Regions from separate parts of the Mus musculus genome. Here all the other regions are linked to region 1. The links are chromatin loops, found by intact Hi-C in ENCODE. Cell type or tissue: left cerebral cortex. All regions are shown on one strand. Region 1 holds the start of Kcnb1 (potassium voltage gated channel, Shab-related subfamily, member 1). Region 2 overlaps Kcnb1 (potassium voltage gated channel, Shab-related subfamily, member 1). Region 3 overlaps Kcnb1 (potassium voltage gated channel, Shab-related subfamily, member 1).

What was found. A loop is a pair of places that touch in the nucleus more often than their neighbours do. Peaks named below come from ENCODE experiments on the same cell type or tissue, not always from the same donor. Only the 100,000 strongest peaks of a DNase experiment are listed, where the experiment ranks them.
Region 2: a loop joins it to region 1, with 6 times the contacts of the local background. A loop is called at or near these places in 19 of 42 quality-filtered maps.
Region 3: it touches region 1 in a loop (2.4-fold over the local background); 8 of 42 quality-filtered maps call a loop at or near these places.

Annotation. Positions count from the first base shown.
Region 1 is chr2:167,186,419-167,194,418 of GRCm38, reverse strand. Kcnb1 (potassium voltage gated channel, Shab-related subfamily, member 1) reads left to right here and starts at 5,601. Exons shown (of 2, transcript NM_008420.4): 1 at 5,601-6,362. The coding sequence starts at 5,796. It overlaps 1110018N20Rik (a long non-coding RNA gene), which reads right to left and starts at 3,794. Exons shown (of 4, transcript XR_001783560.2): 1 at 3,004-3,794; 2 at 1-2,589. In left cerebral cortex, CTCF peaks have their summits at 4,211 (motif pointing right) and 5,354; DNase peaks (open chromatin) are centred at 5,231, 6,148, 6,579, 7,126 and 2 more places; H3K4me3 peaks cover 4,701 bases; H3K27ac peaks cover 5,347 bases.
Region 2 is chr2:167,108,491-167,116,490 of GRCm38, reverse strand. All of the region lies in intron 1 of Kcnb1 (potassium voltage gated channel, Shab-related subfamily, member 1), which reads left to right. Among named protein-coding and RNA genes, the nearest start is that of Gm52568, 17 kb to the left of the region's middle. In left cerebral cortex, a CTCF peak has its summit at 3,571 (motif pointing left); a DNase peak (open chromatin) is centred at 3,563; H3K27ac peaks cover 483 bases.
Region 3 is chr2:167,132,685-167,140,684 of GRCm38, reverse strand. The region is part of intron 1 of Kcnb1 (potassium voltage gated channel, Shab-related subfamily, member 1); the gene reads left to right. Among named protein-coding and RNA genes, the nearest start is that of Gm52568, 7.3 kb to the right of the region's middle. In left cerebral cortex, no CTCF peak of the experiment used is centred here; DNase peaks (open chromatin) are centred at 746, 3,592 and 7,054; H3K27ac peaks cover 6,852 bases.

The DNA.
Region 1 (8,000 bases):
CAATAAGGACAGCAACAACCATCAACCATAATAACAACATCAACCACAATCATAGCAACTAAATCCTAACAGCCACCACAGCAACAACCGTCAACCGTAATAACCATAATCAAAACAACAAACAACCACAGCAACAAATGTCAACCATAAATAACAACCACGACCATAACAGCAACCACAGCAACAACCACTTGTGACAGTAGCAACCACAATCAGAACAACAACCATAGTCATAACAACCAGTCAACCATAACAACTACACCCACAACCATAACAGTCATCACCAACACAACCAGAATCATAACAACCACCAAACAACCATAATAACAACCACAGCAACAACCACCAACCATAATAGCTACAACCACAATTATAATAATAGTCACCAGCACAACAGCAAAAACACTCTTAACAACTACAGTCAACAACTGTAAGCATCGCTACCACCATGACCACAACTATAACAACAGCCACTACTACAACTGTGAAGATACCCACAACAGTCAGCACCGTAAAAAGACCATAACAGCAACAACTCCCATAACAGCCACTGAAATCACCACAACAGCTCACACACACAAACACACATACATACAAGAACTTCAATGCCTATGGAGCAAACCTGAGATTCATTAATAGTCAATGAGAGGGATATTTCAATACACTGAGCTGTTTTCTGGCACACACTGGAGAGCCAAGGCTCCACTCTCTGGATAAAAGCTAATGGAGGCTAAGACTGGGGCTGGAGGACTCCCAGCACTTAGAGGAGATGTCACCAGAGGCAGTGGAGTCCCTGTGCACTTAGTTAAGAGTGTACACACCCTGGGACACATTGTTCCAAAGCCACAGGAAGCATGCTTACAAAGTCATCACATATGCAGGGCTGGGGACGCAGGGCTGGGACACAGTTCAGTTGATAGAGCACTTGCCTTGCATGCACTAAGAGCTGGGTTCAATCTAGGGCTGTGTAGACCAGGTGTGGTGGTCACGCCTGTAATCTCAGCACTGGGGAGGTGAAGGCAGGAGGATCAGAAATCCGAAACCATCTTTGGCTCTGTGGCCGAAGTTCAAGGCCAGCCTGGACTATGTGACCCTGTCTTGGGAAAAAAAAAATCTCTATGCTGGTCTGTGAGTTGATGTGAGAGGCTGCTCTCAGGTGCCTTCACTGAGTGACATGTGAGGAAGGGACACATTGTGAGGGCCAGTTTCCTGCTGAACCCACATCATCATGAGTAGATCTCCTGAAGATAAGAAACAATGTGGGGCTAAAGAGGTGGGTCACCAGTGAAGAGCACTGACTGTTCTTCCAAAGGACCCGGGTTCAAGTCCCAGCACTGACAAGGTGGCTTATACCTGTGTGTAACTCCAGTCCCAGGGCTTCCAACACCCTCACACAGACACACGCGAAGGCAAAATACCAATGAACATAAAACAAAATGAAAAGAGAAAAGAGTCAGAGTCACGGAACAGAGCACAGGGGTGCAGGCAAGTAATGCAGGTTTGTAGTCCCACATCACTCAGAGGGATAAGACTCACAGCATGGAGAGTTCAAATCCAGCCTGGGCTATACACTGAAATATTTTCTGGGGGAAATAAAAGGCAAAACAAATAACAACAGCAAAAAGCTATGAATTGTTTTTCAAAATCACACAGGAAAAAAAAAAACCCAAGAACATACTATCCACTCAGTAGATAACAGCTGCTGCCTATGAGGTAGGGAGTATGCTCTGGGGGGATGTGGGGGGACGAGGAATTCAGAATAAGTGGGCCTAGGGACAGGGCTGTCAGCAAAGCACTTGCCTCACAAACGCAAGCACCGGAGTTCAACCCCCAGAATACACGTTAAAACAAAACAAAACAAAACAAAACAAAACAACCAAACAACAAAACAGGCAGGGCAGTGAATGTTTTTATTCCCAGGGCGGGGCGGCAGAGGCAGGTGGATCTCTGGGGCTCACTAGCCAGCCAGCCTAGCCTGCTTGGAGAGTTCCCAGTCAATCAGAGAGGCTAGCTCAAAATAAAATAAAATAAAATAAAATAAAATAAAATAAAATAAAATAAAATAACTAGATAGATGGATGCCATCCAAGGAACAAGCCCATGGCTGACCTCTGACCTCCACAGGACACACACACACAGGTGTGCACATGTGTCCTCTGTAAGCTGGAATTTTCTGGAGGAACAGAATTGATGGGATCCCACATTTTCTATATTAAATATGAAACATTTTATATACCAAATATATTAGAGAATGCATGTCATCAGCTCACTCTGAAATAGTCTCAACACCGAGGCTGGGAATCCGGGAGCTGACTGGTCCTGGAGGTGCCTCAGTAGTCATCAATCCTGCACCAAAAATCTGCAAGTTCTTGGAGACTTGAAGGTCCTTGGTCCAGGATGGAAACCTGAAATGGCTGCTGCTTCTGTTTTCAGTGGAGGAATCGTCTTCGTCGTCATCGTCATCATCATCGTCCAACGCTTCAAGCAAGAGGCCAGGCCAGGCCAACAAGGGCAAGTGGTCTTCCTTCTTCCACACTATTTAATCTGGTCCCCCACTAGCAGATGCTACCCACATTCTGGTCAGTCCTCCTACATCAATTAAAGCAATTAAGACAATTCTTTAGGTGAGGCTGTTTGCTCGGGTGACTTTAATTTGTGGTGAGTTGACACCAACCCTAACCCTCTCTCTCACACACGCACATAGGGACGCAAGGGAAGGAAAACAAATCTTACATTGTCCTTTTTGTTGTTGTTTTTTGAGACAGGGTTTCTCTGTGTAGCCCTGGTTGTCCTAGAATGGGCTCTGTGGACCAGGCTAGCCTCAAACTCACAGAGACCTGCCTGCCTCTGCTTCCTGAGTGCTAAGTCTTGTATTTTTCTATGCTGTTACTGTGGTGGCCAGGGAGGCGTATGGCTGTCCCTCATTTGCCCTTGGCCTCTAGCCTAGACACAACTCCATGTGGAACTCCTCTTACCTCCCCACATCTATCACTCCCTTCTTACCATGGTGGTAGAGTCTGTCCTCACTTCTGAGAGGCCCTGCTGAGCTCCTGGGTTACGCTCTCAGCATGGCCTCCCCTGCTCCCATGACTCCCCAGTAGTACTCATGATTGACCGAAGCTTTCTCCTTTAAAACGAACAAACAAAAAAAATGCTTGTTTTTCTTCAGTGTTGGGCAAACTGAGAAGAGGAGGGAGGGGCTGAGCCAGAACTATCAGGCCAGAGCAAGGGAAAACCCGTGGAGGCTTTACTCCACTGACAACCGCATTCAGTTTGGGAAATGGAACATTCATTCTGACAGCCTTGGCACTGTAGATAGAGGAGGGATGGGGGAGCTGGGAGCAGAGGTCACAGGGAGAGAAGCTGGGAAGGGAACTGACCAGAGTGAATGGTTCTTACAAACAGTTTTGCGTGATGCAGTGCAAAGGAACCCAGGTGGAGATGGGAAAGCCTTACCTTGGGGCACCATGTCCCACTAAGTTCCCCCCCCCTCCAGGACAAGGTTCTCTGCTGCATCTCTAACTCCTTAACACCGCACAACAGATACGTGTGTCAGAGAACAAACCAGCCGAGCCCAAGTGTGGCTGACAGAGGGATACCTGACCCCTTCTGCATGCAACCCTGCCTACAGTCACTCCGGAACCTGCCGGCCCCACCGCACAGGGTGAGGCAGGGCCAGTGGATCTCTCGGTTGAGCCTCGACCCTCGGCAGTCTAGAAGCAGCTGTCCAAGTTAGCACCCATGGGTGAGTGACTAACAAGGCCCGGCAAACTCTGAGTCTTCCCTGGCCCTTCACCTGGCCTTATGTTTCTCCTCAACAGCTACCACCCAGCTGCCCACCTCTTTTGCCTGTTGGTTTGTTAATTGGTGTAATATCCACCTTCCTCCAGAATCTAGAATTTGATTTTGTAGAATCTGGAATGGAATCAAAGCAAGGGCTATTTAAAATTGCCACCTGCCTTCTCCAGCTTTCCCATCCTCCCAGCTTCTAGCCTGTCTGACATAGTCTTCCAATTCTGTTTACAGTCGCTCTCCAGGGAGCCCGGCGACCCAGAGGCTAGTTGGCTTCGCAACTGTATCTCCCACGCCCGTCCTACGTGCAGCGCATGCATGCAGTAGGCGCTCAGCCTCGTGGTGGCCAGGACGCAGTCAAGCAGCCCGGGTGGGCCCCGCGGCCTGAGCCAGGGCCGGGCCGGGCACGGAGGGGTTAAGCCGCGCGCGTTTCCGACCCGCAGGTGGCGCCGTCCCGCCTCGGTGCCACTCGCCGCGCTCCGAAGTGCGGGACAGAATCGCGGCGAGCGCGGAGCCGAAGCTCAGCCCGACTTGTTGATCTCGCGCAGGCAGCCGCGGCCGCCGCCGAGCCGAGCCGGAGCCCGAGGTGGAGGCGGAGGCGCCGCCGATCGCCCGGGCCGCGCCGTCCCTGCGCCCCGCAGAGCGCCCCGCCCGCGCCCCGCAGCCCCGGCGCCGCCCTCCCGCCCGCCCGGCCGGCCCGGGTAGGCCTAGCCCGGCCCCGGGACCGCCGCTGCCGCGGGCGGGGGCGCGGGCGGGCGGCCGGCGAGATGCGCGCGGCGCGGCCCCGGGAGGCGGCCACCCTGGGGGTGAGTGTGGCGGGGTAGGGGGGTGGCGCGGGCCCACCCCGGGGCTGGGGGCGGGGCGTGTGCCCCGCGGGCTGTAGGGCCCGGGAACCCCCCGAAATCACCGGTGCGTGGCGGGAGGAGGGCACGCTCCGAAAGGCCAGAAGATTCCGCTGGTTTCCCCGCCTCCCACCTCCCCCACCCCTTCTCTTCCGAGCCCGGGCAAAGGCGCAGAACCCGGAGTTATAAAAAGCCATCGCCGGGAGGAGCGAGGAGGAGGAGCGGGAGGAGGGGGAGGAGGAGAAAGAGAGGAGGAGGGGCAGGAGGGGAGCACCGAGCAGGCGGATCCCGAGGACTCCGCGCCCCTCCTGCGCTAGAGTGGGGAGGGGGCGCACAAGGAGGTGCAGACCCCGCTGGCTTGGCTCCTTCGACCCTCACCTGGTCTCCGGAGCGGTCTCGGGTCCTGGTGTTGTGAGGAGTGGGGTCGCCCCAGGACAGGGCAGCCTGGTGGCCTCCGACAGGTGGGCATCTGGTAGCCTCCACAGTCCTCACTCGGCCCAAAATCTTCTAAGATTTAGAAAAAGCAAGCCCAATGCCATCGTTATGCTCCCACCCAAAATCTTGACTATCTTGGGGTGGGAGGAGATGAGAACTCACTAAAGAGAGAAAGAAAGTTCTCCCTGCCTCTCCCTTGCCTCCCAATTGCGGGGGCCAGGTTGGGCTCTCCAGCCCGAGAGCAGGGAGTTTCAGCACTCGACGGGACGGACAGCGCCCCGGGCGGCCGGATTGCGCCAGGGCGGGGGTGGGGCTTCCTGGGAGCCTCCTGGGGGCCTCTCCCGCCTGGAGGGCCACCCCTCCCTTCGTCCTGGGGTGGGGCTGACTTCAGCACCGGCGGGAGGAACAGCAGCCATCCGTCCTCCCTTCCCCCCCCCCCGCCCCCCAACTCCCCTGAGCCGCTTAAGCCTTGGGAAGGTCAAGGCCGGTAGGGGACCCTGGGGGAGGGGCCTCACAGTACGGTTCGCTGACCCGTGTCCGCTTTCGCTTTCTGCCTCGCAGCCGTCGGGATGGAGGTGAGACGGTAGCCGCGACGCCCGCCCTCGCGCACCCCTGCACCACAGCGGCCTGCAGAGCTCCCCGCCCCCCGCCCCCGCGGCAGCGGGCCTTGCCGTCGAGTGACAGCGGCCTGGGGGGGCAGGGGGGGCGGGGGCGGCCAGACCAGCGATGCCGGCGGGCATGACGAAGCATGGCTCGCGCTCCACCAGCTCGCTGCCGCCCGAGCCCATGGAGATCGTGCGCAGCAAGGCGTGCTCGCGCCGGGTGCGCCTCAACGTCGGGGGCCTGGCGCACGAGGTGCTGTGGCGCACTCTGGACCGCCTGCCTCGCACGCGGCTGGGCAAGCTCCGGGACTGCAACACGCACGACTCTCTGCTCCAGGTGTGCGACGACTACAGCCTCGAGGACAACGAGTACTTCTTCGACCGCCACCCTGGCGCCTTCACCTCTATTCTCAATTTCTACCGCACCGGCCGGCTGCACATGATGGAGGAGATGTGCGCGCTGAGCTTCAGCCAGGAGCTGGACTACTGGGGCATCGATGAGATCTACCTGGAGTCCTGCTGCCAGGCCCGCTACCACCAAAAGAAGGAGCAGATGAACGAGGAGCTGAAGCGGGAGGCTGAGACGCTGCGGGAGCGGGAGGGCGAGGAGTTCGACAACACGTGCTGTGCTGAGAAGAGGAAGAAACTTTGGGACCTGCTGGAGAAGCCCAACTCATCGGTGGCCGCCAAGGTGAGTCTGGAGTCTGTTTCCCCCCATGGAGGCCTACACAGAGGCTCCTGGCTCCTCACGATGAGTATACCGGTTAAAAGGCAGGGGCTCCAAGCGAGTTCTCCAAGGACTACTACTCTTAAGAGGCACCCTTCCCATGTGATTCAGTACGGTGTACCCCTACTTTGTTGGGGGGAAATGGTTTATAAAACTCTAAAATGCTACGGCCTTGGTGAGAACAGAGTCGAGCTTTGCTGGATAGTCTTGGTGCCTCCAGGCCTGGATACATACTAGAATAGCCTGCCCTGCAGATGTAACATCTAGCCCTGAATTATAACCCCACTCTGCTCATAAGGAAGGGTATAAACACAGCCTACCGACACGCCTGGCAGAGGCTGAGGCACCCACAGGTATTTTAAGAGATGACAAAAGACAGGGAAGGCTAGTGGTAAGGACAGGTCTGCCCCAAGGCTCGGGACAGCGGGTGAGAGGACCAGGCTGGCTCCTTGTTTATGTACTTGCTGTGTGGTGCAGTTTGCACTTGGCTGTTGGAGGAAGATGTAAATTTCCAAATCAGAGCAGAAAATAGGCCTGGGGAAAGAGGCAGGGTGAACTTGTTCACACAGGGTGGGCTGCTGGGCACAGGAGGCAGCCAGCCTTGGGGACCAGCAGAGGCTTGGGGTGAGGACCGGGACAGGTGCAATTCCTCTGAGTCAGGCTGGCACCTCAGCGTGTCTGGAGGGTGAGGCCTGCCTCACATGGCCTGTGTCCTGGGTGCCAGGAGTAAATGACAGCTCAGCATGCTCAGGGCTGCATGGGAGGCTGGGAAGGGGGCCCAGAAAAGAGATGTGTGGGAATCCAGAGAGATCAAGTTTGGGAAGAGACAAGATAGTCTCTGAGAGCTGAGTCCAGGAACGAGGACCAGAGGCAAGTGACCAAGATCGCCTGTTCGGCCAGCCATCCTTTAGAAGCATGGCCTGGCTTTTGGCTAGCTTGGCCTCTCAGTGTGGAGTCTTTGGTGGCTCAGCTGGCCCCTCACTGGTCCCTTCTCTCAGGGGACTCTGTAGGGTTGTTTGCAGATAGTTGACTTGCTCAAAAAGGCTGCAGTCGACACAGGAAGGGTGTCTAGTAGGACAGCAGATAGAGCCCATAGTCATTTTTCTCTCGCCTCTGGGCTTGGTCTCCTCCTGGAAGGCTGAGACCATAATCCTTCCCCAGTTTCCGTGTCCAGAAAGCCTCCCTCTAAGACGAAAGGTACTCGTCCTTAGCCGGCTTAGGATCAACAGACTTATTTTGCTATTTCTAGGCCTGACACAGGTTTCCCCCACGGCTCAGCCCATTGAGGCCCAGGTAGGCCCCTCCTTCCTCACCTGCCCTGTCCTTAAGACACTGGATCCAGGGACAGGAAGTGGGGATTTACCCTCCCCTGGAAGAAACAGACAAAGGGCTGGGTTTGTGTTGGCACCTGGCTGCGGGGCAAAAAAAACGAGTTGTCTTGCAAGAGGCAGCGTGTGGGAATAAACCGTCTTTCCTCCTCTCGCTCAGCTTAATCGGCTCCCCCCCAGCCCCCCCCCCACGCCATCCCCCACCCCCTGCAGCAGCAGCAGCATCATGACCTCGCTGTGATCCCAGGCTGGGCTGTCAGCTCATATTCTTGCA
Region 2 (8,000 bases), 78 kb after region 1:
GCCCAAGTACAGGATCTTTTTTTTTTAAAAATAAAGATTTATTTATTTATTTATTTATTTATTTATTTATTTAATGTATATGAGTACACTGTAGCTGTCTTCAGACACACCAGAAGAGGGCATTGAATCCCATTACAGATGGTTGTGAGCCACCATGTGGTTGCTGGGAATTGAACTCAGAACCTCTGGAAGAGCAGTCAGTGCTCTTAACTGCTGAGCCATCTCTCCAGCCCCAAGTACAGGATCTTAACCAACACACTCGCTGCTGGCCTCCTGCAGGACAGAGGTCACCGTTCATCTCCAGACGTCACTGAGTCTATGCACAAGGCCCTGCATTCGATCCCCAGCAATTCTGAAATGGTTTTCATTAATTCTACCTCCTTGCTTTATAATTAATTCCTGAAGGAAGACAGGGATCAGGCTGGGCCCAGGCCTGTCCTTTCAGCCAGAAGCTGAGGCAGGAGGATCATAAGTGCAAGGCCAGCCTGGACAACGCACTCTGCTGTCACTTTTGTTTACATAGATAGAGGCCATGCCCTGGGGTGAGAGAGTCACTGGATCTCTGAATCACTGTGGAAGGGGACGGTGCCGGAGCCCACCCGACTCTCAGTGGCTGTTGTGTGAGACATGAAGGTGCTTGCCTGGTGATGCCCAGTTGGAGTTAGAAGGCAGCTCTTCCGACTCCTGTGAGACCAGACAGGAAGGTGAGGAAATATCTCACCAGCGAAGGCATCCTCCTTGTTTGAGGGGCAGTGGACCGTGCCACCAGACAGAAGACCTGGTAGGGTTGGAGCAAGTTTGGAATCCCTGTTAAGCCTCATAATTGAGAACGGCAGGAGTAGGAACGAACCTCTGACCATATTCCTGTCCTGGAACACGTGACCACAACACCCCACATGACAACGGGTCACATAGCGTGAAAACCTGGAGTTCTCCGTGCTAGTGAGGTATCGAGATAGGTCCTGACTGTTTACCCAATGGGCTTCCCTTCCTGCAGAAGGCATTCAATCTCTGGTTTATCCTCAGCCACCATGAATAAAACAATTTGGACAAGCAAGTCCTGGCTCTTTCATCAAGGACTGTTGCGGAGGGAGGCCTTGGTCATACAAAGCAGTGCCTAACATGGCTGTGAAGATGACCCTCCTGAAGGCCTTGTTGTAGCTTTAGCCATTGGGTGTGCGGTCCCCCACCCAGCATCTCTCCTGACCCACGGGGAGTGCTTTCAGCTGTGAGCTACCACAGTTAGATTCTCAGGGACCATTTCCACATCCACATCCCACCATACCAGGGGACAGAGGCTCCCATTAGAGGCTTAGAGCCTGTAGACGCCATCCTGCCTGGCCAGCCACACACCTCTTAATTATATTCCCAGTGCTGTTCTACAGCAGGGACAGCCCACACCATTTGTCAATCCTGACTGACAGTGCGTCCCCCGGCTTCTCATATCCTCAGCCGGTCTAGGGGACCCGGTGGTCACCCAGCCAAAAGGGCATTGTCCTGGACTTTCCCTTGCAGAAGGGAACCTTAGGGACATCTCCCTTGTCTCCCCCATGTGGACCAGGGCTGACCTCTGCTTTCCCCTTCACAAGGTTGCTCAGGAGACAGGAGGGAGACAGTCCCCAGCCTCTGACCTCCACAAGGAAAGTGCCTGTCACAACGTGTGTGTGTGTGTGTGTGTGTGTGTGTGTGTGTGTGTGTGTGTGCCAAGTATCCATGTGCACATGCCAGGGCACAGTGAGCACACACGTGTGCTCGCCACAGTGTGCAGGGGGAGATCAGAGGGCAGCTTGTGGGACTCTTCTCCTTCCACCACGTGGGCACCAGGATTGAACTCAGAATGCCAGGCTTTGCAGCCAGCACCTTGCCTCAGTGCTGCTGCCCAGCGCTAGGCTTTTGTTTGTTCGATTGCTATGAGGCCCTGGGAATTGAACTGAGGAATTCAAATAGGCTAGGCAGGCATTCCACCACTGAGCTGTATTTCCAGGCCTCTCCTATATTCTGTGAAATGGGGGTTTCATGTAGCCCAGGCTGGCCGCAAACTCCCTCTGCAGCTAACTATGACTTTGAACTTCTGATCTGCCTTCCTCTGCACTCCCCAAGTACTGGGATGACAAGAGCCCCACCATACCTGGTTCATGCTTGGGTGGAGCCCAGAGCTCCGTATGTGCTAGACCAGTGTTCAACACATGAGACACATACAGGCCAGTCATTCATTCACTCATTCACTCACTCATTCATTCATTCAATCATTGAGACAGGCTCTTGTGTAGCTCAGGCTGCCCTGGAACTATCAGTTCTGAAACTATGGTAGACTGAATATTGGGGTAACTGGCATGTGCCACTGTACCCATCTTTCTGTGCAGCTTAGCTGAGGTCTCCCATTATCCCCGAGGACTCAGGTTTGAGACTGAGCCCATGCCCACAAACTGGAAAGTATCTACAGAAAACATTGCTGCTGAAAATACCCTATGGACATTTCAGAGAGAAGGGAAGCCTGTGCCTCTGGGGACAGCTGGGGTGGCTTCCCTGAGGAGGTGACTACAGTGACTACAGATGAGAAGCAGTCAGCTAGCAGAGGGGAGCGAGAAACATTGCAGGCATGAGGGACAGTGTGGGCAGAGGCACAAGGCAGGAAGGACCATAGAGACCAGGAGGGGGATAGAAAGGCCTGCGATGAGAGAGCAGAGGGGCTGAGACCCAACGCTCTGGGCCTGCACACTAAGCTCCTGTGGCTGGAGATGCAAACCACACAGACCAAGAGCTGCCAGGCCTCTCTGTACAAGGTCAGCCTAGTGCTGGGGTTAACCCGTTCATATCCAGAATAGTTGTTCTCCCCATCGGTCTCCCAGGCAGCGGGGCCGGAGAAAGAAGAGGGGGCCACACCAATTCCAAGTGCCTTTTGCTGCCCAGACCTGGTCACAGGACCTCATCTACGCAGCAAGGGGAGCTGGGAAATGCAGTCTCTATCCTAGATGGTCCACGCCCAGCAAGAAGGAGGGAATAAGCACTAGGGGATGTGGTCTGTAGAGTGACTTTGAGGAGGCAGGAGAGACATCTCTTTGCAGTGGTACCAGTGAGACCTGATGATGTTTGGGACACGGTGGTGGCTGTAGGGTGGACAGGAAAGGACAAATCTGGTGATGTTTGTAAAGAGGAATTGGCAGGATGTGAATATGGGGAAATTAAGGCAGATTGGTAGGACTGCTCCCAACCCTTCTGTTTCTGCCTCTGTAATTCCATGAAGATCTCTAGAACATTTTTTTGTTGTTGTTTTTCCAGACAGGGTTTCTCTGTATAGCCCTGGATGTCCTGGAACTCACTCTGTAGACCAGGCTGGCCTCGAACTCAGAAATCCGCCTGCGTCTGCCTCCCAAGTGCTAGGATTAAAGGCGTGTGCCACCACTGCCCGGCCGAACATTCTTTACACATAGTAGCAGATCTGTTAATAGCAATTCTCATTGTCATAGTACCAGGCAGGCCCAGAACTGCAGGAGCATGTAGCTATGGTGAGGTGCAAAGGCTCTGGGCATCCACCTGGGAAGCAGTTGTTGCTCCTCAGCACCACCTAGTGGCCATGACTGGAAGTACAGGTTGGTGGAGTGCCTCTAGTTTGTGGAGGGAATCTAAACATCTGGCTTTTTATGTGAAATCTCCCCCATTTTAACCAGATGTGGCAGTGCATACCTGTAATTCCAACATTCGGGAGAATCTCAAGTTCAAGGCCTAACCCTGATCTATATAATGAGTTCCAGGCCAGCCAAGACAATGAGATCCTGTCTTAAACAAACCAACACAATGAACAAAAACTCCCAATTTGAAACATAGGCAACTAAGGAAAATGAATCCCGGAGGGATCTTGCTGGATGGGTGTTCCCAGGCTGTGCCCTGCACCCCTGTCCTCTTGTGATGGCTTCTCTTGCCCAAGGCCCAGGTGCCTGCCAACATCCGCTGCCACTCCAGCATCCCCCACCCCCACCCCAGCCCTTGCCGCAGGCAGGGAGGGGTCAGCTCCTGGAGCTGTTCCCAATCCTTTAATCGGATCCACTCCAGTGACCCTTCCAATTAAAACTCCCTGATGTAATCCCCCTGGACCCCCCTTAAAACCCAGGAAGCGGAAGGACCATAAAAGGAGCCCCTTCTTGTGTCCTTGAGCCCTTCTTGGGGAGCCCCAGGGCCTGAGACCACATCCCAGCTCCACCAAGAGAGCGTACGTCAAATGTTAACAAATGATAATTTTAAAAGCATTATGGTGTTGCAAAGCAAGTGCCGATAAAAATAGGATAAGGAGTCATTTTCTGCCAAGGACACCCCATTGCTTTTAGTCCCTGCGACCTGAAGAGTGTCACAGGAGGGAAGCAGGCCCTTTGGTTGGTTTTCTCAGACAGGGTCACTGTTATCCCCAGCTCCTGAGTCAGTGCCAGGCAGAGCGGGTGCCCAAAGCTGAGAGCCATGAGGTTCCGGTTCATTCCCTCGGAGTCCAAGCAGGGGACGCCATGAAGGAAATGGGTCCCACACTCCTTGGCTGAATCCGGTGTCTTTGCCTCAACCTCCCTTTCCCAACAATGCTACATTTCTTAGTGTTCAGCGATGTCGGGCAGAGGTAGAGGGTCCAGAACTCTATGTGCAAGTGGCAACCCCTTAGCTAGCAGCTGGGTTCACAGCCACCTGTGACCCCCACTCCCATGAGGCCAAGGCAGGAGGATCCTGAGTTTGTGTCCCATAATGAGACCCTGTCTGTGACACTCCTGAGATCACAGGGACTAAAAGCAATGGGACGTCCTTGGCAGAAAATGGCTCCTTATCTTTATTGACACTTATTTCATATGTCATAATTTACCCACTTCTCCTATGCAATTCAATGATTGTTTTTAATATTTTAAACCATTTTATGTTAACATTTCCACATCTCTTCACTTTAAATACTGACCACTCTCATCTCCCACCTCTCTCTTATCCCCCACCCACTCCACAAATCTCTCTCGCAATAAATAGTTCGTAACTATTTATTTTGTTTTGGGACCCACTGAGATTAAACAAGGCTGTCTGTGTGACTGCAGCCTTGGAGCTGTTCCTTGGAGCTTGCTGGGCCCAGCATCAGACACAAAACTGAAGACCATGGTCCCCTCTCTTCCAGGACCTATCAGTAACCAATAGTTCAGAGGTACAGGTGGGGCCTCGTGAGTCCCACCCACTCCCTGACCGGTTGTTGGGGCTGGTCTTGTGTGGGCCCAGTGCAGGTAACTGCCGGTGATATGAGTCATGGTTATAATGCTTGTATTGAGTCATAACGAATGGTGGTGGTGGTGCACGCCTTTAATCCCAGCATTTGGGAGGCAGAGGCAGCCTCGGATCTCTGTGAGTTCAAGGCCAGCCTGGTCTACAGAGTGAGTTCTAGGACAACAAGGGCTACACAGTGAAACTGGTCTCAAAAGGAAAGGTAGAAAGAAGGAAGGAAGAAAGGGAGGAAGGAAGGAAGGAAGGAAAAGAATGGGGTTTCTCTCTGTCATCTCTTACCTCTTTCATGGCGTTTCCTGAGCCATTTGAGGGAGCAGCACACGGAGCTTGCTCGAGCTATTCTGATACCTGAATTCTGATACCATCTTTGCTTTGTCCGATCATGGCTTGGTGGAATTCTGGTTGCTTCTCTGCAGCCTTTAGGAACAACAGTTATTGGAAACACGTAGAAGAAGCAACTGGTGAGCCCCAAAGGCCCTAATTAATTTACCAAGGATCCTGTGTCTCTGCTGACCACGGTGGGCCAAGTGACCGTGGGTGCAGCCTGTCCTTTCTCTGCCGAGGCCTATGTTATTTGGACACTTGATGCCTTTTCCTCCATATTGGAAGAACAGAGAAGGGCCACGGAGGTGGCACCAACTATGGGGACTGTTGAAGACCTGATCCAGGCAACCCTGCAACCCTCTCCTGTCTGGCATACTGAGGACTCTCCTGGGACCTTCTCATGGGAAGAGAATGTGTGCTCAGGTCCCCTCAGGTTGGCTCCCGCCTGAGCCTATAACTCACTTCTTGTCACAGACGATTCACTATGTGGGTCTGCCCAGAGTTGTTCTGGGGTTAGGAAAGGAGGAGTTGCCCGCTGCACCCTGCCAGCCTCCGAGGAAACAGAACCTCCTAGCTCTTAAAGGGACAGACCTCCCACCCAAGATCCATTCCTGTAGGGATCAGAGATGTGAGCAGGTGACAATAGGATTCAGCCTGTGCCTGTACCACCCATGTGTGCCTAGCCTGTGCTGAACGTAACACAGGTCCCTGCTCTAGAACTTATAAGGGGCCAGCCCCAGAGTTTCACAACCGTAGCCAGGATAATGCTGTTTCTATGGGTCACTTTGTACGTTGCAGGATGCTGGATAGTACGCCTGTCCTCTGCCTTTCTAATGCTGGTTGTACTCCTTCTGTGGGCTACAGCAACCAAATACTTCCAAGAAATTGCTAAGATCCATCCTAGGAAGTAGCCTCGTACAGACAAGGACACTAAGTCAGGGAAGAGGCCAGCCCTCAAGGCCAAGGGTGGCAGAGCCGTGCCCAGCTGCTCAGGGAGAGTGACAGGTCAGTTTACCTTGGTATTAATGCATCTGTCACTAGGCAGGCAAAATGGGTAGGTTTGCATGTCATTTTGTAGACTGTGGCTGAAATAAAGTTAAGTGTGAATATTTTTTTGCAGAATAGTGTAGGTAACAGGAACAGGCACGGTTTGCTGTCGGGCTGACAGAAACAGGCTTTGTTTGGGAGCGCTCATGTTCTGTGCAGACAGCTGCAGAAAAGCCAGCTGATGGGAGGAGGCTGGCACACCTGTCTGCAGGCCCGTCGTTCAAGTTCACAGCGCAGCAAGCAGAAGGCGAGAATGAGCTCTCACTCCTGCCTTGGCCAGCCTCAGGCACTCAGCTTGCTGAATTTGATGACGCTCTCTGAGCCAGAGCAGGGTACACAGAAAGGCTAAGGGTCAGCCCTCTTGGATGGCATTTATAGATTCTGGGCAGTAATGGGCACATCTACATATGTGCATGCACACACATACACATGCACACACATGTGCATTCACTCACACACACACATGCACGCACACACATGTGCATTCACTCACACACAACAGGAATGAGATGTCAGGATCTACACTGTACAGCAGACCATGAAGTGGCCCTTGTTTCTAGGGAAAACAAGGATGATGTCAGAAATGTCAGAAACCACACAGGTTTTGCTTTGAGGAGAGTAAGGGTTTGGTTGGTAGCTTGGTACTTCACTTGGTACTTACCAACTTACCTATTGTGAGCAGGGTCTCATATAACACCTGCTGGCTCTTATGCACGATGTGGCCAGGGGTGACCTTGAACTCCTGACCTTCCTGCCCCAACTTCCAGGGTGCTGGGGTCACAGGTGTTCACCACCACCTCTGGTTCACCCGGTGCGGGGGCTGGGACCCACAGCCACACTCATGCTAGGCCAGCTCTGTTGCCAGCTGAATCCCCTCCCTGGCCCCCTCTCTGAACTTTTATGGCCTCTCATCTCCTACATCTAGGGGTAGTGCAGATGGTGCGGACAGTGTAGACAGTTTCAGACAGGTTGACACGTGCACACTTAATTCTCACCCTCCCACAAGCCATTTGCTCCCTGGACCCCTGAGCACAGGTTCTCTCAGATGAGTTGACTGAGCCTGAATCTCCTGCCCACCTCAAATCCAGTCAGCAACAGGCAAGAACATAAACCCATTCTCTTCCCCAGCCCCGGGGCTGTGGCAGAAAGAAAGGCGGTGGCCAAGGAGACGATGCGGGCATCTTGACACACGAGCGTAGGGTTTCACTTTTATCCTGAGAATCCTGGAAGTTGAGCAGAAACGGGTGACACTGGATTTTTTTTTTTTTTTTTTTTTACATTTTATTTCTTTATTTTTGTACAGGGTTTCTCTGTGTAGCCCTGGCTGTCCTGGAGCTCACTCTGTAGACCAGGCTGGGCTTGATCTCACAGAGATCTGCCTGCCTCAACCTCTC
Region 3 (8,000 bases), 54 kb after region 1:
ACTAAACTGCTCCAAATCTATATGTCCAAGAAGACAAAAATCCAAACACAGCCGTAGAGATGCTATTCGTCTCTCTCCTATGTGCTTATCACAGCTGTGGTTATTTGCCAGGACACGACATTAAGGTGGCCAATGCAGACAAAGAAATACCTATGAGGTTTGACTTGTGTTCTGGTCTTTTCAGGCCGTAGCCGTGGCCACTGTTCTGCCATCCTGGGTAAACTGGCTTTTTCCTGCTGCCTCATCTGTGCCACCTGTAAATCTAGGCTGCACCCACAGAGAATCAGGAGAATCCTTTCTTGCTTTCTTTCTTTCTTTCTTTCTTTCTTTCTTTCTTTCTTTCTTTCTTTCTTTCTTTCTTTCTTTCAGCCTACTGCCTGAAGGGGCACAGGGGTCAAACATGGTGCAAGCCACCCCCTTCCTTCCGTGTGGCACCCTGGGCTGTGGGGGTGGTACTTCCGGAGCAGATGGATCAGGCAGCTGTGGGGATGGGTGGGCATGTGACCTGGGATAAGATAAGTGCCTCGTCAGTCACCACCACCTGTTCTGGCACCTTCTGATCACCTCCTTACCCCCACGGGGCGCGTGGCAGTCATCTGCTAGTAAGTCAGTCTCTACAAAGAAGCCAGGCCTGGTGCTCCTCACCTGGGTCGGGCCACCGCTGAGCAAGGGCACGCTGGGAGTGTGCTCACAGAGAACAAAGACGTGGGCAGAGCCCAAAAATAGTTCAGGAAACCCACAGCTTTCTGTTTTCTCCCTGGGAGGGTAGCTGAGTGATTCTCGGCAGGGGACCTTGGACGTGTCTCCTGCAAACACTGTAATTATGAACCAGCTAGGGTGGCGCTCTGGGTGCTGAGAGTGCTGGTGGGAGACACTGCCCACCCCCACTACCATATGCACCCCAGCCTCAGGGAGGGTGACCCTGAGAGAACCCTGCGCCAGACTTCACACAACTTCCAATTCTGGTTACATTCCCTTCCTTCCTCCAGAGCCTTCTGTACTCTACCAGTGGGTAAAGTTGTATGACTCGGTAAAGCCACTCAAGCCCTACGTGTCCTAGTAGTGTCTTGTGACACAGCCAACACCTTTCCATTGTAGCTACTCAGTAGCAATCCCAGAATGTGTCCCGTGTGCTTGTGCCTCTGGGTCACTGTCACCCAACTCCGCCATCAAGAAAGCCCAGCTTCGTCTATTAAACCACTCTAGCTGACTGAAGGAAAGGGGGATGGGGCCAGGACAGTGAATGGCTGGCTTGGAGAACTAAAAGCCTCCAGCTAATGGTGCAAGCATGGCTGAGTCCAGGCTTTTGAATTACACGGCAGTATTTCCATTTCCCCCGAACCTTTGGCCCTTGTCTCTTTTGCGCTGGTTTTTACTGTCAAAGGCCAGTCAGGATGGCTCTCTGCAGCCCCAGGCTGGCACCTAACCATCATGACAGACCCAGTGGATGCCTGTGGCTCTGTCACAATCCTGCCTGACACACATGAACCTGGAGGTATCATAAATCACCGAAATGATTTCATGAAGGTTCTGCCCAGGCAGGTGTGGTCCACACCCTCATCTAGAGCCGTTTCCTGGAGACCAGGAAGGGGAGGCTCCAACCTCAGAGGGTGCAGAGGGTGAAGAAGATGGAAGCAGCAGGTGTCCGCACAGTACCTGTGGCTGGAGCTGTGCTGAGCTGATGTCTACTTAAAGCAAATGTCTTTGGAGTGGAGGTCTTGGGGAAGGATGGAGGTACTCCCTTGGGTGGAGCCTATCGTCAGGGCCAGTCGTCGTCTCTCCTAAGATTCCAAGCTTGGCCTGGAGTCTTTCATGCCTCAGCTCAGAGCCCTCCCTTCCTCCCTGGTGAACCAAGCCTAGTGACGTGCACTGTCCCCAGAGGCCAGAAAACTCACCGGCCTTCTTTCTTAGCTTGTGACTGCTGTATCCTGCCCAGGCTCCTACAGCTTGCTTTACCATTCAAATGACTGCTCGGCTTGTAGTCTTTGGGATCAGAAGCCACAGGAAGAAACAGGCTGTACAGGTGAGGTGGGCAAGGTCTTACCCACATCCTTCAGCCCTGAGCCACCACATTCTCCATCCCCTGTAGCCATGGCCCTCCATCCCCCTCAGACCTGAGACCAGGGTTACAAACAGTCTCCTGGAGAATGGACGTAGCCCCATGAATAAAGGAGGGAGATCACGTGGGGCCTTTGGCACACCAGCAGGAAGTCTACACGTGGCTCATGCTTTCAAAATTTTAAATAGAAAAATTAGGGATTTAAAATGCAATCTCTTTAAAAATGTGAATGTTAACAGCTAGTACAAGGTTTTTTTGTTTTGTTTTGCTTTTTGTTTGTTTGTTTTGAAGCACAGTTTAGAACAAGCAAAGCATACCTGTGGGAATAGACTCAAATTCCAGGCCACCATTTTCAACTTCTCTCTCTCCTTGCTACAGATGGAAAAAACGAAGGCACATATATGCATTGCTTATATATACAGTTTATATATAAATATATAAACCATACATATATACATGCATGCATACATACATACTGGCTATATCCCTTAGGCTAGATTGACAACTGCTTGCTATGGTGGTCTTGATTGCACCTCTCTAGAAGGTAGCATCAGAATGGGGACATAAAGAGAGTGAGGGAGTCAGGTCGTGGCTATCTGAGGGTAGAGATTTCCAAATAGATGAGACCATGCAAGGGCTCTAAGGCAGACCTGTCTGTCAGCAATTAGGCTGACAGGCTTTAGTGCAGGGTGGAAGCAGATGAGAGTAGAGTAGTGGAGTCCATTTCTGGCCAGGGCCCGTGGGACCTGATTCAGATTTAGTAAGGATTAATGAATGGATGGACAGATGGATAATGGATGGATGGTGAGTGGGTGGATGGATGGATTGATGGACTGACAGGTGGACGGATGAATGTGGATGGATGGATGGATGGATGGATGGATGGATGGATGATGGGTGGATGGGAGGTTGAGTGGATGGATGGATTGATGGACAAACATACAGGTGGATGATGGATGGATTGATGGATAGTAGAAAGATAGTTGGGTGGGTGGGTAGATGGATGGATGGACAGACAGATGAATGAACAAACTCCAAACTTTTCTGCTTTCACAGGAACATTCATATGAGATGGGGTGTGTGGGTGTGCCTGATGTGTCCTAGGTTCTGAAGCCTTCTAGAAGGTGACTATGCGGGAGGCTGTCAGTCAATTCGGGTTGTTTAGTGCTCCCCGCATGGGGAGAGGGGACCTCTGTGAGAGTCAGGAGGTAGTGAGAGTGCACTCTGGGTGCCAAAGGCAGAAGTGATGGATCTCATTCACGACTGCTTATAGCAATGTGTCCATCCCGGCAAGCTAAGGGATCCAAGCCACCATCAAAGACCCTGGTGTGGGCATGGAGTCCATGAAACTCCTAAACACCCAACCCCACCATTCACAGTCAGCCCCTGTGACCCCATAGGACGCTGCAGTGGGTGCTCCCATCCTTGGCCGCACTCAGCCTCTGAGACTATTTCTGCCTTCGTTGGGTACTGGCATCCCAGCTGCTGGCAAGCAACTCGGGTGGGGTTGCCATGGCGACCCTCGGGCACGGATTCCCAGAGATGCTCCTGCATCCTCCCCAGCCACTGCTGATTGCCGGGGGAGAGCGTGACTCACCGTTAAATATATCACGGTCATCCCAAATTGGCTGCTCAAACCCAGCAGCCGGATGTGGGGACAGGCGGCCTATGGAGGGGGCAGGAGTGGGGATGCTGAGGTGCGACCTTCTGGGTACCACTGGGGCCTTTAGATCCTGTTGTTTTTAGCTGCTCCCATCCCTGCTCGGAGTTCGTGCCTCTCCCAGCCTGCCTGGGGCTTGGCCCCAGACCTGCCACTGTTTTCCTGTGATTGTGTGTGCATGTGCGTGCACACATATGCCTGTGCGTGTGTATGTGCCTGTGTGCGTGCACACAGGTGGGCAAGCACAAGTGTCTTTCTCAGTCACTCCCTACCTTATTTTTAACAGATGCGCTTTTTTTCGTATTTCATATGTATTTATTGTGAGGGGGGCACACATGTCACGGTGTGAGTGTGGAGGTCAAAGGCTAACTTGCCAGTCTCCATCAGACATACCTGATGATTGAACTCAAGTCACCAGGCCTGGCAGCAAGCATCTTTACCCAATTAACCATCTTGCCAGCTCCTTCACCTTATATTTTGACACAGTAAACCTGGAGCTCATAAATTGGAGTGACCTAGCTGGTGAGAGAGCCCTAACGGCCCGCCTGTCTCTCCTTCCCTGGTGCTGGATATATCGTCATATGCCACCACCCTCAGCTTTCCGCATGGGTTCTGGGGATCTGAGCTCAGCAAACCCTTTCCCAACTGAATTTCCCCCCAGCTGAGTGGCCTTGCATAAGAAACTTGAAGTCTCTGGGCCTCTGAGCATTCATCTCTAAGTTAGGCCTGAGGTGTATACTGACAAAGACCTTGAGAGCGCAGCTTGCCCTCAGCTGCAGAGCTGACCCATGGGAGACCTCAGCCAACTGACGGGAGACTGGAGCCTGCTGGGTGAGAGAGGAAAGAGTCTCTGCCCATAGGCCAGGAAGCCCAGCATCTTCACATTGCTTCTCTATCCCCGAATTCCACACAAAGCGTCCACGTGGACACAGCACACACAGCTGCGGATCCCTAAGCCTAGGAAACACCCTCATTGTGTGTCCAGCAAGCCTGGCCAGCCTTTGCCCTGGTACACGTTACCTTGGTGCTGCTTGGAGAAACGATTCCGTATCTACGGTCCCAGAAGACATGCTGGCTCTGTCTGCTTCATAGATAACCAGACATCCCAGAGGAGGTTCAGGACACACGCAGACTTTGGGAAATCCACAGGAGCTGTGTCCCAACACTTCCCCACACAGCTTTAGACAAACACACGCCACCTTGGGTAGGAGCTACTTTTGCAAGGTCCCGGGGGCAGCATCTGCCCCTTGCCAGCGGTTGCTGTCCTTAGTCCTCCCTCCTGTAGGCCTTGCATGTCACAGCTTTAATTTTTTCCAGCCAGCACACACCCGTCAGTCTAACATGTCCTAATGAGGTACCTACAGCCTCAGCCCCCAGCCTGCATCTCCTCTTCCATCCCCTGGTTCTTTGCAGGGAAGGGGTTCTACTGGATGTTAAACTCAGGATTTCATGTGTGCTAGGCTGATGCTCCCCTGATGAGCTGCATCCCATCTCTCTGCTTACCTTTTATTTGAGACAGGGTCTCACTAAAGCCTTGAACTCATTCTCGATCCAGGTGGGCCTTGAACTTGCAGTCATCCAGGCCAAGCAGCTGAGACTACGGGTGTGCATCACCCCACCCACCTGAAGGTATAATTCATATGCACACAATTGTTCTAATTTGACCCTGTGCATCAATGAACTTTAGTAAGTTACCAAATTGAGCAGCCCCACGATCCAACTTAGGAACATTCCGAAAGGAACCTCGTGTCCAAATGCCTCTATCCTGTCCCCCTGCCCTTGGACAGGTGACCACTGATCTATCCTGTATCTTTACGGTGCTATTCTTAGACAGTTCGTGTTAGTAGTGTCCCATAGTAGTCACATGTGTAAACCTCAGTTTCTGAGCTGGGGTCAAAAGTAAGAGAGATTGTCACCGCAGAGACCGTGGTGGGGGTGACATCATGAGGTTCTTGTGACGACACGCTCATGTCAAGGAAGGAATCAGGTGTGGAAAGACAGCACTGCCCAGGCCTTACAGATCACAAGGCTGTCTAAGAACAGGACGTGGCTCAGCACTCCACAGTGGCCAAAGATGGCTAGAGCCAACTCCATCTTGCCTGGTGGGAATGCACCCCAAGGTTGTCTGCCCTTGCCTGCTGCTCACTGTCCTTGCTGTGTCCCCCAGGGGGCTGAGCATGTAGAATCCAAGAGCTTACCAGCCTCAGCCGTGTCTACTCAGAGAGGGCCACTGAACATGGATGCCACAGGGCTCCAGCTTTAACCAAATCAAGAGGATGAAGATGTTTCCAAGCTAATGTCTCTCTTCAAGTCTGTGGGACGTCAGGAAAGACATCTCACCTCTCTGAGCCTCAGATTCCTTTTCTGGTGAGCAGGGATAATATTTGGAGATATTGGAGATTTATGTAAGAAGGCACTAAGTAACCTCCACTCAGGGACATGCCTATCATAGCTGCACTGACCTCCACCGTTATCGTCACTTTCTGTGTGATAAAATGCTGAGTCTTTCTTGGAAGGAGAAGCCAGCCCGAGGGAAAGACTCACTTGCAGCTTACAGAGAAAGAGCCTTTGCCCTCTTCCTGCTTCCTGAAAGCCCCGTGTCCCAGCGAAAACCACTCTACACGCCTCTCCTGGAGTCGCCTCAGCTCTTACTTTGACTGACAGCCTTGAAGAAATGGTGGATTTTATCTCTGGCCATGGAAGTCCTTAACTAAATGACATCATTCCTGCAGTCACCTAGATACATGGACAGCAGATACATGGAGCCCACCCAGAGAGGGAGGAAGAGAAAGAGAGGAGAGGAAGGAGAGAAAGGGGGGAGGGAAATAGAGTGAGCTAGTGTACAGAACTATGAGACATTGAGCCCAGAGTCTGTATGTGCATACGGGTGTGTATGTGTGTGTGTGTATGTGTGTGTGTGTGTGTGTGTGTGTGTGTGTGTGTGTGTACATGCATGGGTGTCTTATTTAGGGTTTTACTGCTGCGAACAGACATCATGACCAAGGCAAGTCTTATAAAGGACAACATTTAATTGGGTTTGGCTTACAGATTCAGAGGTTCAGTCCATTATCATCAAGGTAGAAGCACGGCAGCATCCAGGCAGGCATGGTGCAGGAGGAGCTGAGAGTTCTACATCTTCATCTGAAGGCCACTAGGAGAACGTTGGCTTCTAGGCAACTAGGATGAGGGTCTTAAAGCCCACACCCACAGTGACACACCCACTCCAGCAGGGCCACACCTCCAAATAGTGCCACCCCCTGGGCTGAGCATATACAAACCATTGCAATGGGCGCGTGTGTGGACGCTGGAGGTCAATTCTACATAACCGCTGCAGTAACTCCTACACCTTACACTCCTACACTCTCGAGACAGTCTCTCACTGAAACCAGAACTCAGCTGTGCAGCTAGGCTGCTGGGTGAGGAGGCCCTGGGGGAGCTACTGTTTCTCCCTGCTTGGTGCTGGGAGTCCAGGCCTAAGCCTCCATCCATGACCAGCCTTCATACCCATTCTGTTCCCGGGCTTGAACTCAGGCCCTTTCACTTACTCAGCGAGTGCTTGACCATGCAAGTGCTCTCCCAGCTTCTCCAAGAAACCTCTCCGTACCCGCTCTTCACTACCATTGACTCACTGGACCACTGCCGGGCTTTAGAGGGTGTAGCATTGACAATGCTCCAGGCTCTTGGGGGTCCAGTCTAAAGGGGAAAGAAAACCTGGGGGCACGTCATAAGATCCAGTTTCAGATATAAAACCTGCCTAGAGATGTGACGCGTTGGGGGTAAGGGATAGTACAGTGGACAAAAGAGAGAAATCAGGAAAAGCTGTCCTGGGAGGGTGACACTTCAGCAGATCAAGAGCTGAAAATGAGGGGAGGGCCATGTCTGGAGGCAGAGGGTTGTAAGAGCCCAACGAATAGGAAGGCACCGAGGCTTTAGTGCTCCCCAAGGCTCTAGTGCTCCCTGAGGCTCCAGTGCTCCCCTCATGTCTCGGGAGCCAGAGGAGGTCAGAATAGCAGCAGCAAGGGGAGCTATGGGTGGACATCTGACCAAGAGGAGCCAGACACACAGCGTTTGGGAGGCGTGTAAGGTTCTGGCTTTTTTGCCCAGAGATTGGTGAGAGATGGGAGTTGTTTTGAGCAGAGAACAGAGGTCTGCTGTGGGTCCCAGCAGGTCCCTCTGGATGGCTGAGGTGGAGGAACATCTGCCCTGGGGACCAGGGTGGGAGCAACTGCAATGCAAGGGGCTGTGACCATTCGGGCTTCTCAGAGAGTGTTAGGAGGTAGG